Linked DNA regions of Homo sapiens: region 2 is linked to region 1. The links are chromatin loops, found by intact Hi-C in ENCODE. Cell type or tissue: heart right ventricle. All regions are shown on one strand.

The links. A loop is a pair of places that touch in the nucleus more often than their neighbours do. Peaks named below come from ENCODE experiments on the same cell type or tissue, not always from the same donor. Only the 100,000 strongest peaks of a DNase experiment are listed, where the experiment ranks them.
Region 2: a loop joins it to region 1, with 2.4 times the contacts of the local background. A loop is called at or near these places in 22 of 110 quality-filtered maps.

The regions. Positions count from the first base shown.
Region 1 is chr6:80,213,395-80,215,894 of GRCh38, forward strand. The region is part of intron 8 of BCKDHB (branched chain keto acid dehydrogenase E1 subunit beta); the gene reads left to right. Among named protein-coding and RNA genes, the nearest start is that of BCKDHB, 110 kb to the left of the region's middle. In heart right ventricle, a CTCF peak has its summit at 1,225 (motif pointing right); no DNase peak of the experiment used is centred here; H3K27ac peaks cover 807 bases.
Region 2 is chr6:80,336,993-80,339,492 of GRCh38, forward strand. All of the region lies in intron 9 of BCKDHB (branched chain keto acid dehydrogenase E1 subunit beta), which reads left to right. Among named protein-coding and RNA genes, the nearest start is that of BCKDHB, 230 kb to the left of the region's middle. In heart right ventricle, a CTCF peak has its summit at 1,458 (motif pointing right); a DNase peak (open chromatin) is centred at 1,459.

The sequences.
Region 1 (2,500 bases):
ACTTCAGTTATTCTTAATTTCTAAGACATGAGTTTTATGGATAATTACATTTTCTGAATAGATGGGAGTTACTATTTGTATAGCAGCTTTTAAAACTGGGTCTGTCCTGAATTTCGTAGCCATCACAGCCACTGTGCACTGCTTTAGATGAGGGTTCTTCTCTGTTCAAATACACCCTGTTACAAGATACTGTCTCCCAGTCTTCCCTCCCCCTCACTCTCTGCCCAAAGCAATCTCCTACCTTTTTGAAGTTCTTGGGAAGTGTTTTTTTTTGTTTTTTTTTTTTTAATTTTAACAAAATTAGAAAATGATAGAGAAAATATCTTCATTTCTGTTCCCTCCATTTTTCTCTCCAGCTCTTTTTCCTGCTTTCCCTTTCTTTTCTCTTTTAAACATAGGTTATGTAGTAGAAGATGAAGACATACTCATAGAAATGAATAGTTGTTCTTTGGGTACATATTGGGCATCTCTAGTCTCAAGATATTTTAGGGGTAGTCTATCATAGGAGCAGGATAAGGCCTTAGGGGAAAGGAGCTAGAAGTAATTCAGCTGTGGCATGAGGGAGTGACAGTAGCTGGGAGGGAGGGCTCAGTGTTCTTAGATTTAGCATTCTTTCCTCCCATCCTTTCACCCCAATTATTTCCATTCTTGCTATAGAAGACTTCACTGGGGGAACTGGATAATAGCAGGACAGGCACTAAGGCTGGCAGAGTTAGTGGGAATGGAGACGATCAGGGAGCAGAGGTCTTCAGCAAAAAAGGAAAGGGAAATTGTAGAGCTGGAATGGGGAAGGAGTCAAACCTTAGTAATTGGATGAAGGACCAAGTTTGTTTACTCTTTGCATTTGCACCTGGGTGTTAATCACCAAGTATTTGTGAATGGTGCAGAAGATGTTCTGAAGACCCATAGATTAAATTGGAAATTTAATTCTGATTTGTTAGACTGAATAGCTTTAAACTGGTTTTATGGAGAAGTTGAAGAATTTGTCTATAGAGAATCTCTAATATTTAAGTATTGCCAGTTAAAATATACATTTTAAAAATTGGTTACTTGAACTTAAGTGAATAATTCCGTGACTGAATACTAGCTATTTTGTTTGAGGCTGTGTCTGTTTGAGGGGAGCAGAGGGGGACAGAAAGTGAGTTAATGAAATCAAGAACATTCTCAAACAGTTGAGGGGTTGGGATGGAAAGGGAGCTAGTAACTACCTATAACCACTAGAGGCCTCTCTTAGGCCAAGTTTCATGGTTAATACCACTAGGTTTCCACAGCGGGGCCTGGCTCTGCCATTGTAAATTAAACATATGTTATAATTCTGAATAAATAGTATGACAGTAGTTTTATTCTAGGGCATTATTATAATGTAACCTAAATGGTTTAGCTTATATATCAGAATAACTGATGATCTCGTGAATTGAAAACAACAAATTAGAATTATTTTCTCTCTTCTTTTTCTCTAAACCTTTAGTTAAAAATGTAATCAAAGACTATTGCTAGGTAAAATTATATGTCTTCTTGACCGTACAAGGATATATGGGTTTAAAATTATTCTTGTTACATGTTGTGTTTAATTGTTGAGAGTAGTTTATATTTCTGAGGGTAGACTATAATAAAGTCATTTTAAGTCATATGTTAAAAATTATGTGTATTTCTTTCATGCTTATAATAAGCCTCTAATATAAAAAAAAACTAAGAAATGATTCAAAGATCTGTTAGACTTAAATGCTTTTCCTTAGGCATAGGGAAAAATGGTCTCATTTTGTGTGAGTTTGGAATTATTTTGGATATGGTTTGACCTTGCAGAGAAAACAGGTAGGGCGGTGCCCTCCTCTCAGATGAGAATAGTTTGTTTCTCTGTTCCAAAACAGGATGGCTGACAATTTGAAAGTTGGTCCCTCCTGCCAAGTCATTCTTCCTGTAGGATTTTCTTTGTCATGATCACAACTAGTTAGTTGTTGTACTAATTGGAACAAGTTCTAGGCTGTTGGATGCTATATTGGGATGTGGCTACTACATTGATTGTCCTGCCTGACAGCCCTTGGCCACTTCCTTTAAGTCCCATGAGGGCAGGGAATTTTGTGTATTATGTTCATTGCTATATCTGCAAGAGTCCTGAAGAGTTTAGAATATAGTAGATGCTCAGTAAATATTTGTTGAACCATCTGAAAAATAACGTGGCATTTGGTTTTTCAGTGAAAGAAATTAAAGAACTGGTAAATCCTCTAGGAAGAAAATACACTGAGATTATCAGTCATGCCATGGGGTCTATTTTTATTATGATTTACATTTTAGGTACATTTTAAAGAAGATTAAAATAATAACTATGGGTTCTGACCTAATGTTATATATATATACTTTTTGTTTTTTTGAGACGGAGTCTCGCCGTGCCACCAGTCTGGAGTGCAGTGGCACGATCTCCACACTGCAATCTCCGCCTCTGGGGTTCAAGCCATTCTCCTGCCTCAGCCTCCTGAGTAGCTGGAACTACAGGCGTGCACCA
Region 2 (2,500 bases), 120 kb after region 1:
GCATTAGCTTAAATGAAAAATAATATTTTACATTCGTAAAGTTCTGTTTATTTAATTCAGTAATGAAATTAATTTGGAGTTGTTGGCATACTGCCTTCACAGGTTTCTGTGACTCATTTGCTGAGAAAGTGTGATTCAAGAGACCAGAATCATTTTTTTCTCATTTGCTAAAACTCATGTTTTGACTATGGGCAAATGTTCATGGCAGATTTAAAACAAATTTAAAGTAAATATTCTGTGATAATATTTGGAAGCTGAGTGATGTCTAGCCTTACATAACTAGGACAAATATAAATCTGTGAGTTCACGGACTTCAAAAGTATCAACTATACATCATTTTAGAATACTGGTTTTGTTTTTCTCATATTCTTAGAGTTTAACTCTTATACTACTAATTATGACCTCTAGAAGGTAATTGCATTTAGAAGCAGAATATCTGCTGTTTTATTAATTTAATAATTAAGGACTAAATGGTGTTCCAATTTAGGTTTAAAAGTAAGCACATTCACACAGCATTTAAAACTATTTCTTAATGTTTTTTTCCTAGAGAAGAAATGATAGCTCCATGATCGCTATATGTTCTGTTCAATACTCATTATATTTATAATTTATATTACATATATATTTATCCATTATATTTATAATTTAGTCCTGTCCAAATAAAATATATTCTCATAGTTAAGTGTGTTGTGGTAGTATAATGATTACATGAAATAACCTGGACCTTGCTGTTTGCAAAGTAATTTAAATGTTTATTTTCTGAGTTGCTACTTGGAAATTAAGTTGTGGAGTGATGTTTCTCATTGGTCCAAGGAGCAACATAAAATCCTGATTTATCAGATAATCCTACAGGAAACGTATGCCTGTTTTGACTTATGATATGTTTCTTAGTACAATGTCCTGCTTTTCTGGCTTTCCATTAAATGTTTAGAAAAATTAGTTAATAGTTTTGCAGGAAAAGAAAGGAAATTTATCAGTCTATACCAGCTATATAAGAAGTAGGAACATATATAAAAGACCTATAATTTTCCGATCTCACTTTGAACTTTTCTTCACAGTTTTCCAACTCAAGATGGTATATAGTCTTGCACAATGGGCTGTAGCCAACTTTCCGTCAGAAGAACTGAGTAAAAATTATTCCAAAATTGTTCTTAGAAATAAATCTGAGCCTGGAATTGTCTTGCATTAAAAAACAAAAAGCAAATGATTGCTTTAAAAGCACACCAAATGATATTGGATGGTCTTTATTCTTGACTCTGTTTTTTAAAGTGTGTATACGTTCATTACATCCAGTTGTCTATTGGGCTTTTTTACTCTAACTTTTCGGAAGTTGACTGACAGGCCACTTTTCTATAGTGGGAAATAGGCACCTTGTGTGCGCGGAGGGATTTCCAGCCCCCGACCCCGGAACCAGCAATTAGCGTTTAGGCGTCCTGCACCCCACCAGGGGGCAGCACCGGACACTGCCTTTCCTAGAGGCCTGAGTGCATTTAAGGCTTTCTGGCAGTGCTCTCCACCCCTCTTCCTCATACAGGCCTTACGTATTTTTGGTATTTTCTTACACATTTTAGGCTTAGTAAGTGTTTAATAAATGTTAGCTGTTTAGGCATTGTGCTATACGGATGCTACTTTTCAGGTTTGACCGTTCTGTGTACCTGAATTTTGTCTTTAATGATAATTTGTTCTATTATTTAAAATACCTTGTGCTTATTATAAATATGGGATTCCTTTAACTTGTAAAATCTAGCAATTATTGAGCACTATGACATGTCAGGCATGAAACCAGGTACTTTTTATATGCTACTGCAGAATCTAAGTAGACATAGAGGCAAGATAACAATAGAGTCATAAAACAATATGAAACTGCAATAATGGGGAATTGTAATACTTCTATTTTGATGTTGAATAAACAGTATAAACCTCGGGGAGGTTAAGTCACAATGGAACAAAGATCCCTTCAGATAGAATTCCAAATTCCGTGCTGTATCAATTATATTATGAAACCTTGCCATAAAAAAAAAAATTGTTGAGGATGAGCGAAGCCACGATGTGTAATGCCTGAGACAGAGGTTTCAGTGATGTAACTCCAGTGACACTGTGACAAGGAGAATTAGGGATTGACATACTTAAAACTTGAATGGAGAAATAGGGTTAGATATTGAGAGATCCCAAGGAAACCTGTGAAAACCTTAATATATGTGTTTTTATGGACACATAATATGTAACATATTACATTCATCAAAACATGGGAATAAATTGACGTACTCTTAATTTTTAAAAGCCCCATAAATATATTTTACTTAAAACCGTAATGGATCTTATTCTTTTAATTTGTGCTTGTCCTCTCTTACCTGCTAGAAAATTTAAAGGTTGTCTGTCCTTCCTAATTTTAACAAGATACTTCATTTTCCAAAAATGAAACAAGACAAAAAGGTAAATTTGTTTTGTTTTGTTACAGAAAATAGTCAAATGAAGATATTTTGCCTGTGTCTGTGACTTT